Regions from separate parts of the Homo sapiens genome. Here region 1 is linked to region 2. A link is an interaction called in ENCODE POLR2A ChIA-PET data of the cell type or tissue named here. Cell type or tissue: GM12878. All regions are shown on one strand. Each heading gives the region's core, and the rest is flanking DNA. Links, peaks and the distances in the headings are about the cores only.

Region 1 (6,507 bases), core at 853-5,852, 350 kb before region 2:
AAGTGCATTCCAGCCAGCAAAGGAACCAACAGCAAAGGAGAACAGCTGGCCCACGCACTGCTTCTGCTTCCACTGCTTTGGCCAGAATTTAGACATACAACTATGCATATCTTGCTGCAGGGGAGTCTAGGAAATGCTTGATTCCAGGCTATGTGCCCAGTTAAAAATAAAAGGTCCACACAGATCACTTGTTTTCAGAAGCCTATGCTGTGCTTAGTAGACAGTGTGCACATTATAGAGAGTTGGCATAATGCTAACAACAGAATCCTTATTCTAATCCTGATCCTAGTATAACTTGTTGTAGGATTCTAGTACTTCGCATGCCATGCCTCAGAGTTTTAATGTGACAGTACTGGCTGGGCACGGTGGCTCATGCCTGTAATCCCAGCACTTTGGGAGCCGAGGTGGGTGGATTGCCTGAACTCAGGAGTTCGAGACCAGCCTGGGCAACATGGTGAAACTCCATCTTTACTAAAATACAAAAAGTTAGCGGGGCGTGGTGGCGTGCACCTGTAATCCCAGCTACTTGGAAGGCTGAGACCGGAGAATCACTTGAACCCGGGAGGCAGAGGTTGCAGTGAGCCCAGATTGCGCCATTGCATTCCAGTCTGGGCAACAGAGCTAGACTCCGTCTCAGGAAAAAAAAAAAAAAAAAAAAAAATTGACAGTACTTTGTCCTGGGAAATTCACACTATGCCTAAAGGCTTGCTGTGTTTCATTTCCTCTGAATAAAGTTGCTGTTAGATATGAAGGAAAAAAAATCAAAAGTTCTGTGTATGGCTGGGCGTAGTGGCTTATGCCTGTAGTCCCAACACTTTGGGAGGCTGAGGCAGGTGGATCACTTGATCCCAAAAGTTCAAGACTAGCCTGGGCAACATAATGAAACCCCACGAAACACCATGCCTGGCTAATTTTATATTTTGTATCTCTATAAAAAATACAGCCGGGTGCGGTGGCTCACGCCTGACCTCGTGATCCGCCCGCCTCGGCCTCCCAGAGTGCTGGGATTACAGGCATGAGCCACTGCGCCTGGCCGAACCTGTGTCTTAAAAAAAAAGAAAGAAAAGGCTGGACGCAGTGCCTCACGCCTGTAATCCCAGCACTTTCGGAGGCCGAGGTGGGCAGATCACTTGAGGCCAGGAGTTTGAGACTAGCCTGGCCAACATGATGAAATCCCGTCTCTACTTAAAATATAAAAATCAGCCAGGCGTGGTGCGGGCGCCTGTAATCCCAGCTACTGGGGAGGCTGAGGCATGAGAATTGCATGAACCTGGGAGGTGGAGGTTGCAGTGAGCTGAGATTGCGCCACTGCACTCCAGTCTGGACAACAGAGCAAAGCGATTCTCCTGCCTCAACCTCCCGAGTAGCTTGGACTACAGGCATGTGCCACCACACCCGGTTATTTTTTGTATTTTTAGTAGAGATGAGGTTTCAACGTGTTGGCCAGGTTGACCTCAAACTCCTGACCTCAGGTGATCCGCCCACCTCAGCCTCCCAAAGTGCTGGGATTACAGGTGTGAGCCACCGTGCCCGGCCTAGTAGTTTCTTAATGTTTTGAAAATGAGTTGTTGTTACTGATTTTTTTTTTTTAATTTGTTGGTGGTTGGGAGAAGTCAGCTTGTCTGACACTCACTGGTTTGTCTTAGCCAGAATCAGAAGTGATTACAATTGTCAATGTTGAATCAGTCTTGCATTCTCAGAATAAACCCAGCTAAATTTATGATATATTATTTTAGTACACTGCCGGGTTTAATATGTGATTTAATAATTTTGTCTTTGTTCATGAGACATTGGCTTGTAATCTTTCCTTTCTATCCTTGTCCTGTTGTAGTTTTAAGGTTCTCTAGCTTCAAAAATCAGTGTGGGACGTTTCCTCTTCTCATAGTCTCTGAAGGAATTTAACAACAGGATTTTGCCAGGTGCAGTGGCCCACACCTGTAATCCTGCACTTTGGGAGGCCAAGGTGGACAGCTCACGGTCAGGAGTTCAAGACCAGCCTGGCCAACATGGTGAAACCCCATTTCTACAAAAATACAAAAATTAGCTGGGCATGATGGCGGGTGCCTGTAATCCGAGCTACACTCAGGATGCTGAGGCAGGAGAATTGCTTGAACTCGGGAGGCAGAGGTTGCAGTGAGCTGAGATCCCACCACTTTACTCCAGCCTGGGCAACAAAACAAGACAAGACTCGGTCTCAAAAAAAAAAAAACCAGGATTTTATTTCATGGTTGTGTATAACTCTAGTTTTGAGTATCTTTTCTAGTATAGCTATATCACATTATCCTTTACTCATTCCTAATCTTTATTTGCATCTGTCTTCTTTTGATCTTGATCAGTCTGACAGGGTTTGTTAATTTTATTAATCCTCTTATTTTTATTAATTTCTCTTCTCTTTGGGTTAATTGTATTATTCCCTTACTAATGTCTTAAATTGGAAGCTAATTCATTTTTTTCAGCCTGTCCTTTTATATAAGCTTTGAAGCCGATGCATTTCTCTTTAACTACTACTTTAGCTGTATCTGACAAGATCTGCAACTTCCACTGTGATTTCTTTGACGACTGGGTTATTTAGATGTGTAAATCTTTGTTTTTATATGGGAGTTTATTAGTTATGTTTTCATTACTGGTTTCTAACCTATTTATATTAATGTCAAAAAACATGATCTGGTGGCTCATGCCTACAATCCTAGCACTTTGAAAGGCTGAGGCAGGAGGATCAGTTCAGCCTAGAAGTTTAAGACCAGCCTGGGAAACATAGCAGGACCTCTTCTCTATTTAAAAAATAAATAAATAAATAAAAAATTAGGCCGGGCGCAGTGGTTCATGCCTGTAATCCCAGCACTTTGGGAGGCTGAGGCAGGCGGATCACGAGGTCAGGAGTTCGAGACTAGCCTGGTCAACATCGTGAAACCCCCATCTCTACTAAAAATACAAAAATTAGCCAGGTGTGGTGGTGCGCGCCTGTAGTCCCAGCTACTTGGGAGACTGAGGCAGGAGAATCGCTTGAACCCGGGAGGCAGAGGTTGCAGCGAGCCGAGATCGTACCACTGCACACCAGCCCGGGCAACAGTGCGAGACTCCATCTCAAAAAAAAAAAAATTAGCTGGGCGTGGTGGTGCACTCCTGTAGTCCTAGCTACACAGGAAGCTAAGGCAGGAGGATTGCGCACGCACAGAAGGTCAAGGCTGCAGTGAGCCGTGATGGCACCACTGCACTCCAGCCTGGGTGACAAGACAGAGACCCTATCTCAAAAACAAAACACATGATCTGTATGATACCCAGTCAGTTCTTTGTAATTTAATTTATTGTATATTTTATGGCCAAGAATGTGGTCATTTTTAGCAAATGTTCCATGTGTGAGAAGTATATTTTATATGAGGTTTAGAGTTTTCTGTCTGTGTGCGTGCGTGTGCGTGCGTGCATGTACACACAGATTTTCTTTTTAGTCAGAGTCTATTCATCTATTGACAGACACTTGGGTTGTTTCTACCTTTTGGCTACTGTGAGTCAAACTGCTATAAATATTGGCGTACAAGTATCTGTTTAAGTCTGTTTTCAATTCTTTTGGGTTTATACCCAGAAGTGGAATTGGTTGATCATGTGGCAGATCTATGTCTCGCTTTCTGAGGAACCACCCAACTATTTTCCACAGCAGCTGCATCATTTTATATTCCTACCAGTAATGCACAGGGTTCCAATCTCTCCACATCTTTGCAACACTTGCTTCCACTTTTCTTGATAGCTTTTGGGGTTTGTTTGTTTGTTTGTTTGTTCTGGAGACAGGGTTTCACTCTGCTGCCCAGGCTGAAATTAACAATAGTGCCATCATAGCTCACTGCAGCCTTGACCTTCTGGGCTCAAGCAATCCTCCCACCTCAGCCTCCTGTGTAGCTGGGACTACAGGTGTGCACCACCATGCCCAGTTTGTTTTTTTTTTTTTCTTTTGGTAGAGAAGAGGTCTCACTGTGTTGCCCAGGCTGGTCCTGAACTCCCAGGCTCAAGTGGTACTCCACCTCGGCCTCCTAAAGTTCTGGGATTACAGGCAGGAGCCTTGATAGCTATCTTAATGGGTATGAAGTATCATTATGGTTTTGATGTGCAGTTCCCTGATGACTAATGCTGTTGAGATGTTGAGCATATTTACTGAACATCTATCTTTGGAGAACTATCCTTGTACATTTTAAAACTGGGTTTATCTTTTTGTTGTTCAGTTGTAGGGAATTCTTATATATATATATTCTTGGCATTAAACCCTTATCAGATACATGATTTGCAGAGATTTTCTCCCATTCTGTGCGTTGGCTTCATTTCTTCATAGTGTCTTTTTTTCTATGAGACAGAGTCTCACTCTGTTGCCCAGGCTGGAGTGCAGTGGCACAATCTCAGCTCACTGCACCCTCCACCTCCCAGGTTCAAGTGATTCTCCTGCCTCAGCACCCCCGAGTAGCTGCGATTAATAGGCATGCGTCACCAGCCTAGCTAATTTTTGTATTCTTAGTAGAGACAGGGTTTCACCATGTTGGGCAGACTGGTCTCAAACTCCTGACCTCAAGTGATACACCCACCTCAGCCTCTCAAAGGGCTAGGATTATAGGCATAAGCCACCACACCCAGCTTTTTTCTTCATAGTGTCCTTCGATGCATAAAAAGTTTTCCATTTAATGACGTCTAGTTTATCTGCTTTTTTTTCCCTTCTTTATCTGCTTTTTTTTTTTCCCCTTCTTTCATTGCTTATGCTTTTGGTGTCTTAAGAAACCATTGCAAAATCCAAGGTCATGGAGATTTGGTCTTATGTTTTCATCTGAGAGTTTTGTTTGTTTGAGACAGAGTCTCCCTCTGTTACCCAGGCCGGAGTGCAGTAGCGTGATCTTGGCTCACTGCAACCTCTGCCTCCCGGGTTCAAGTGATTCTCCTGCCTCAGCCTCCTGAGTAGCTGGGATTACAGGTGTCCACCACCAAGCCCGGCTAATTTTAGTATTTTTAGTAGAGATGGGGTTTTGCCATGTTGACCAGGCTGGTCTTGAACTGCCGACCTCACCTTGGCCTCCCAAAGTGCTGGGATTACAGGCATGTGCCACCACATCTGGCTATTTTTTGTATTTTTAGTAGAGACGGAGTTTTGCCATGTTGCCCAGGTTGCTCTCGAACTCCTGGCCTCGAGTGATCTGCCTGCCTTGGCCTTTGCCTTTCAAAGTGCTGGGATTACAGGCGTGAGCCTCCACGTTCATAACCATGATCCCTCTGATTTCTCCCATCCCTCTGTCCCCTTTTAGAACTCTGATAGATGCATGTTCTTTCTCTTCCATGCCTCTGAATCTCTTTTTAGTAGTTTTTCTTTTTTATTACTTAGTCCCTACTTCTGTTTCTAAAAAGATAAAGTACCCAGGTGCAGTCTTATATAATAATTAAGACTCCCTTTTATTCCCACTCTTCTTTAAACTAAGCCAGACACAGGTCCCCACTGTCTACCCTGGGGAGCTCATTTTATTCCCCCCAGCTTAACTATTCATTTAAAATTAAAGTTTTATTCTATTCATGGGGCAGCTGAAGCATTTTGTACCTGAAGCCTTTCAGCCCTCCTCTCCCTGTAGGGCTCTGCTACTCAGGACAAGTCCTCAGCAGGGTTGAATCTCTGTACGATCTCCAGGGTGGCCTTGTTTCTATGATGGCCTGATTTTCCTCCTGCTCTAGTTCCAGAGCCCCTGTTTTATCTCTTTCCATTGTCTTACTATCTCTGCTTTGAGCTCTTTTACATATTCTTGGATAAATGTTACAATTTTCATCTATTCCCTGGCAACAATTTCTGGTAAGTATTCATGTGCCATTTGCTGTTCCTGTAATATCTTTAACTCCTGTGTCAGTTCCCTTTTAATTACTAATTTCTTAATGAGGTGAATTCTTTCTTGATGAGCTCTTGTAAGTAGATCATTGTGAGAGACGGGCCAGGACTGTGTCCCAGGCTGGCAGGAATCTGTACGTGGGATGGGTGCCTGGAAGAGTTCTATCAGGATTTTCTTCTCCACAGGCAACTACAGGGCTCCTCACAGTGCAGGACCTCCCCACCTCTGTCATTCTCCTTGTTGCCGGCTAGGTTCAGGAAAGCTCTTGCTGCAGTCCACACTCTTTCTTTTTTGTTTTTGAGACAGGGTCTTGCTCTGTCACCCAGGTTGGAGGAATGCAGTGGTGCCATCATAGTTCACTGCAGCCTTGAAACCCTGGGTTCAAACAATCCTCCCGCCCCGCCTTGCCTCCTGGATAGCTGGGACTATGGGCATCCACTACCACACCCAGCTAATTTTTGAATTTTTTCATAGAGAGAGGGTTTCACTTTGTTGCCCAGGCTGGTCTTGAACTCCTGGGCTCAAGTGATCCTCCTGCCTCAAGCCTCCTAAAGTACTGGGATTATAGGTCTGAGCCACTATGCCCAAGCCTCCTTTTTTAATTTCAAATAAGAGATTATTTCAAATAAGAGATTATTGGGTATGCTCCTTTTGTTTGTTTGGTTTT
Region 2 (6,507 bases), core at 762-5,761:
TCCTCTCTCTGTGCTTCAGTTTCTGCCCCTGTGCAGAACATAGGTTTGGAGGTGTTGGGTGGTGTGAATGCAGGGACATAGCAGACCAGGCTGGCTCAGCCACTCCTGACACACCCTTGGTCACATCAGTGGTCCTGAGATTAGAGTGGCCTGCATCTCTCTTCTAGGGCAGGGATCTGAGTCCTGGCTCTACCACCTATCCTCTCTGGGCCCAACACTCATGGCTGGCCAGGGAGGGGCCTGTGGGTCCCACCTGCTCTGAGGTGCTTTGGATTTGGGGAGTCAAGAATCTACATTGTAGACCCAGGGAAGCCTTGAGAACAACAGGGCTCTGGTGGGGAGGGACTAGGTGGGGCTGACGTAGGGGCTGTGGACTCAGGGTCAGTTCAGACCAGGGATACCACAAAGGAGATAAGACTTGTTGAGAGTCCAGAACTGGCTACATTGTAGACGGGGTGACCGTCCTTGCGCCGGCACATCCTGCAGCTGTGTGATGCGTGGCCTCTTCCTGTGTGCCGGGCTCTGTGCTCCACATTTCAGTAAAGGATCTCCAAAAGGTGAAGATACTTCTTGTGACTGATTAATATTTTCCAAAGGGTATATCTCATCCCAATTGCTCTTCTTACAATGTGACACTGATGCTCCTCCAATTGAGCGGCACATGTGTGCGGCACGTGTGTGGGGGCACTGTGTGCCCCCACCTTGAATCTCAGCAGATCTTGTGACTGTCTCAACCAACAGAGTATGGCAGAAGTGTTCATCTGTGACTTCCAAGGTTAGGTCATAAAAAGCAACATGGATTCCACCCAGCTTGCTTCTCTCTCTCTTTCTCTCTCTCTGTCTCTCTGGCCACTCACCCACCATGATAGGAGGAAGCCCAGGCCTCATGGGGAGACCGCATGAAGGTGATCTAGCCAACAACTCCAGCTCTGGTCCCCACTAACCACCAGACATGTGAGAGAGTGAGCCTGCAGATGATTCAGCCCCCAGACTTGGAGCTGCCCCAGTGGACAAGTGGAGCAGAAATGAGCTGTCTCACCAACCCTGCCCAAACTGCAAAATAAGTATTGTTGTTTTCGGCCACTAAGTTTTGGGGTCATTTGTTACATAACACTGGGTAGCTGGAATGTGTGACCAAGGTCACACAGCTTGGATGTGGCAGGGCTGGGATTGACTTGAACCCAGAGCTGCCCAATTCCAGGGCCTGTTGTGGTACCCTATTGGGCTGCGAAGTGCCCAGCACAGACACACAGTGTGTGCTGCAGAAAGCGCTACTCAAAAGAGACTGAAGCATTACCTTGTAAGAATTATATAACATAGGAAGTGAAGATGCTGATTACCCAAGTAGAAAAACGGTTTCATTTCTCCCATTCAAGCTGCTAAATTGACCAACGTGATGAAAACTGAATGGAGACTCACTCCTGGAAAGCTTCCAAGAGGAGGTGTGTTTTTTCCTTTTAAACTAAAGTTGTTTTGTTTTGTTTTTTCATTATACAGATTAAAAAACAAGCAACTGGCTATGGGAAAATTAGAGGAATCGGTCGGGAAACCTCATTAAATAGGGGAGTCAGGAAGGCCTCTCAGAGAAGGCAGCCTTTTTTGTTTTTGTTTTTGTTTTTTGTTTTTTGTTTGAGATGGAGCCTAGCTTTGTTGCCAGGCTGGAGTGCAGTGGTGCAATCTTGGCTCACTCCAACCTCTGCCTCCTGGGTTCAAGCGATTCTCCTGCCTCAGCCTCCCAAGTAATTGGGATTACAGGCATGCGCCACCATGCCCAGCTAATTTTTGTATTTTTAGTAGAGACGGGGGTTTCACCATGCTGGCCAGGATGGTCTCGATATCCTGACCTTGTGATCTGCCCACCTTGGCCTCCCAAAGAGCTGGGATTACAGGTGTGAGCCACTGCACCCAGCCAAGGAGGCAGCCTTTAAACTGAGTTATTCTTTTTTTTTTTTTTTTTTTTTTTTTGAGACAGAGCTGTCGCCCAGGCTGGAGTGCAGTGGCGCGATCTTGGCTCACTGCAAGCTCCACCTCCCAGGTCCACGCCATTCTCCTGCCTCAGCCTCCAGAGTAGCTGGGACTACAGGCGCCCGCCACCACACCTGGCTAATTTTTTTGTATTTTTAGTAGAGACGGGGTTTCACTGTGTTAGCCAGGACGGTCTCGATCTCCTGACCTTGTGATCTACCCGCCTCGGCCTCCCAAAGTGTTGGGATTACAGGTGTGAGCCACTGTGCCTGGCCTAAACTGAGTTATTCAAGGAGCCACTGAACAGTTAGGGCCTTGCCTTTTTTTTTTTTTTTTGAGACAGTGTTGCTCAGGCTGGAGTGCTGTGGTGTGATCTTGGCTCACGGCAACCTCCACCTCCCAGGTTCAAGCAATTCTCTTGTCTCAGCCCCCTGAGTGTTGGGATTACAGGCGCCCACCACCACACCTGGCTAATTTTTTTTTGTATTTTTAGTAGAGACGGAGTTTGACTATTTTGACCAGGCTGGTCTCTAACTCCTGACCTCAAGATCTGCCTGCCTTGGCCTCCCAAAGTGCTGGGATTACAGGTGTGAGCCACCATGCCCGGCTGCTGCTTTTTCTTTTTTCTTTCTTTTTTTTGAGACAGAGTCTCACTCTGTTGCCCAGGCTGGAGTGCAGTTGCACGATCTCAGCTCACTGCAACCTCCACCTCCCAAGCTCAAATGATTCTCCTGCCTCAGCCTCCCGAGTAGCTGGGATTACAGGTGCGTGCCACCACGCCTAGCTAATTTTTTTTTTTTTTTTTGAGATGGAGTGTCACTCTGCCGCCCAGGCTAGAGTGCAGTGATGCCATCTCAGTTCACTGCAACCTCCACCTCTTGGGTTCAAGCAATTCTCCTGCCTCAGCCTCACAAGTAGCTGGGACTACAGGTGCCCGCCATCATGCCTGGCTAACTTTTGTATTTTTAGTAGAGACAGGATTTCACCGTGTTGGGCAGGCTGGTCTCAAACTCCTGACCTCAAGTGATCCACCCACCTCGACCTCCCAAAGTGCTGGGATTACAGTTATGAGCCACTGTGCCTGGCCCACTTCTGTTTTCTCAATGAAGAATGCAGTTGCCAGCCATTCAGAGTAAGAGAAAGAAGAGATCTCAGAGAGTGAAAATCAAACCTTCTGGGACATGTCAGGGAGTGTCTGGTCATCTTATACTCACCTGAAGTTCAAAGGGGAGCCAGTCAGCCCAGTGAACACCGGGTGTATTCCCTTTTAGTCATTTTCTCTTTGCTAATTTCAAGTTTCTTTTGCATAGCTGAAATCTTACTGCCTATGCAATTTTGTATCCTGCTTTTTTCGCTTAACAGGGTAGCAGAAGCATATCCCCACACATTTATAACACATTTATAAGCTCTTTGCAAACATCACTCTTCATACTTAGAAATAATCCACTGGGCTGGGCGCGGTGGCTCACGCCTGTAATCCCAGCATTTTGGGAGGCCGAGGTGGGCGGATCACAAGGTCAGGAGGTCGAGACCATGCTGGCTAACACGGTGAAACCCCGTTTCTACTAAAAATACAAAAAAATTAGCCAGGCGTGGTGGCGGGTGCCTGTAGTCCCAGCTGCTAGGGAGGCTGAGGCAGGAGAATGGCAGGGACCCGGGAGGCGGAGCTTGCGGGGAGCCGAGATCGCGCCACTGCACTCCAGCCTGGGAGACAGAGCAAGACTCTGTCTCAAAAAAAAAAAAAGAAAGAAAGAAATAATCCACTGGGCCATGCGCAGTGGCCCATGCCTATAATCCCAGCACTTTGGTAGGCCGAGGCGGGCAGATCACCCAAGATTGGGAGTTCAAGACCAGCCTGACCAACATGGAGAAACCCTGCCTCTACTAAAAATACAAAATTAGCCAGGCGTGGTGGTGCGTATGCCTGTAATCCCAGCTACTTGGGAGGCTGAGGCAGGAGAATTGCTTGAACCCGGGAGGCAGAGGTTGTGATGAGCCGAGATCACGCCATCGCACTCTAGCCTGGGCAACAAGAGCAAAACTGTCAAAACAACAACAACAACAACAACACAGAAATAATCCACTGAATGGATGATGTTCCATGAATCACTTCACCTTTCCCCCTTTTATTAGACACTTAAATTTTTTCCTGGATGACTATTGCAGTTCTGAAAGAGGCAGCATGAGGTCTGGTCAAGAAGAATGGAGAAGGCAAATTGCTGGTCGCAGTGGCAGTGCCTATAGTCCCAGCTACTCGAGAGGCTGAGGCAAGACAATGGCTTGAACCCTGGAGTTCTGGGCTAGAGTGTGCTATGCTGATTTGGTGTCTGCACTAAGTTTAGCATCAGCATGGTGACCTCCCCCGGAGCAGGGACCACTAGGTTGCCCAAGGAGGAGTGAACTGGCCCAGGTCAGAAATAGCAGATCAAAACTCCCATGCTGGACCAGGTGCAGTGGCTCATGCCTGTAATCCCAGCACTTTGGGAGCCCAAGGCAGGTGGATCACTTGAGGTCACGAGTTTGAGACCAGCCTGGCCAACGTGGCAAAACCCTGTCTCTACTAAAAAAAAATGCAAATTAGCTGGGCATAGTGTCACAGGCCTGTAGTCCCAGCTATTTGGGAGGCTGAGGCAGAAGAATCGCTTGAACCCAGGAGGCAGTGGTTGCTGTGAGCCAAGATCAAGCCACTGCACTCCAGCCTGGGTGACAGAAGAAGACTCCGTCCAAAAAAAAAAAAAATTAAAATAGGCTGAGTGCAGTGGCTCACACCTGTAATGTCAACACTGGAGGCTGAGGTGGGAGGCTCACTTGAGACCAGGAGTTCAAGACCAGCCTTGGCAATATAGCGAGACCCCGTCTCTACAAAAACAAAATAAATAAATAAAAGAAATTAGCAGGGCATGATGGCGCATGCCTGTAGTCCTAGGTACTCAGGAGGCTGAGGCAGGAGGATTGAGCCCAGGAGACTGGCTGCACTGAGCTATGATCATGTTACTGTACTCCAGGCTGAGTAATAGAGCAAGACCCTGTCTCAAATATAAAGTAAGATAAATAAATAAATAAAGATATAAAAAGAAGGTAAACTTCAAGGCAGAGTCCAGACATCTGCTAGGCCCTCTGGTATCTGGAATTCCATCATAGAAGATTTTTGTTCTTGTTTTTTTTTGGTTTTTTGAGACAGAGTCTTGCTCTGTTGCCCAGGCTTGTGTGCAGTGGCACAATCTCAGCTCACTGCAACCTTTGCCTCCTGGGTTCAAGCGAGTATCCTGCCTCAGCCTCCCAAGTAGCTGGGACTACAGGTGTGTACCGCTACAACCGGCTAAATTTTTTTGTATTTTTAGTAGAGACGGGGTTTCGCCATGTTGGCCAGGTTGGTCTTGAACTCCTGACCTCAAGGAATACACCTGCCTCAGCCTCCCAACGTACTAGGATTATAGGCATGAGCCACTGCGCCTAGCCTTTTTTTTTTCTTTTTGAGTCAGAGTCTTGCTCTGTCGCTCAGGCTGGAGTGCAGTGGTGCAGTCTCGGCTCACTGCAACCCCCACCTCCTGGGTTCAGGCGATTCTCCTGCCTCAGCCTCCCAAGGAGCTGGGACTACAGGCATGCGCCACCACACTCAGCTAAAATTTTTTTTTTTTGTATTTTTAGTAGAAATAGGGTTTCGCCTTGTTGGCCAGACTGGTCTTGAACTCCTGACCTCAGGTGATCTGCCCACGTCAGCCTCCCAAAGTGCTGGGATTACAGGCATGAGCCACTGTACCCAGCCTCCATCACGGAAGCTTTCTAGCAGCCGGTTATGTGGCAGTTGATGTTCCTGCCAGATCACACGCTGAGTTTTCCTGACCATGAGGACACAGAATGGGACAGTAAGGCAAACCCCATTGGCTTCTCAAAGTGCTCAGTGGTTCAGGTGTTGAGCTTGGAGGAGGGGTGGCAAGAAGTGCTAGGCATGTGAGCCCCAAGCCATTTACAGCTTAAACACACATTGCAACAGCCATGTTTGAGGTGGCAACAGGGCCCTTTGCTTACTTGTTTTCCCCATAATACACGTCCTTTTGGCATCCCACACTTCCCGGAGGGAACACTGCCCCAGGACACCCGGCCACGAGCAGGGCATCTGGGGACCCATGTCCTCTCCACCAAGACCAGCAGAATAGGGTCTCTTTCAGCTGTGAAAAGATGGCACAAGCTACCTGTGAAACGGTGGGCTCACCCACCTAACAGGCCGGTGACCTGGGCACATTCCCCAGGGGATTCCCATCCCAGGGGCAGGCTACTGAAGCCCTTTCCAGCTTTGAAGTTCTGTGAGTCAACAACAGAGCAGTCATTGAGATCTTACTGTGAGCTGGGGACAGAGAAGTAGCCCCCTCTTCAATGGATCGTCTACTGCCTGCCAAACATAGCTTCCTGTGTGTGACCTCGCCTAATGTCACCACAGTCCAGTGAGAAACGTCCTCATCTCATCTGAGAGGAAACCAGCAGGGGCCGAGCCTGCCGGCCCTGGAGCACAGGGTGACTGACGGAGAACCCCACAACCTCACC

What was found. ChIA-PET counts read pairs that join two places held together with the same protein. Peaks named below come from ENCODE experiments on the same cell type or tissue, not always from the same donor. Only the 100,000 strongest peaks of a DNase experiment are listed, where the experiment ranks them.
Region 1: POLR2A ChIA-PET joins it to region 2 with 5 read pairs; 2 of 35 experiments call an interaction of 5 or more read pairs at or near these places.

The regions. Positions count from the first base shown.
Region 1 is chr20:36,516,031-36,522,537 of GRCh38, forward strand. All of the region lies in intron 10 of DLGAP4 (DLG associated protein 4), which reads left to right. All of the region lies in intron 2 of DLGAP4-AS1 (DLGAP4 antisense RNA 1), which reads right to left. Among named protein-coding and RNA genes, the nearest start is that of MYL9, 22 kb to the right of the region's middle. RefSeq lists an enhancer at 3,559-3,628. In GM12878, for the core only: no CTCF peak of the experiment used is centred there; no DNase peak of the experiment used is centred there; H3K27ac peaks cover 327 bases.
Region 2 is chr20:36,865,916-36,872,422 of GRCh38, forward strand. It overlaps the pseudogene RN7SL156P. Among named protein-coding and RNA genes, the nearest start is that of MTCL2, 5.6 kb to the left of the region's middle. RefSeq lists a silencer at 1,174-1,243 and an enhancer at 6,067-6,507. In GM12878, for the core only: no CTCF peak of the experiment used is centred there; no DNase peak of the experiment used is centred there; H3K27ac peaks cover 372 bases.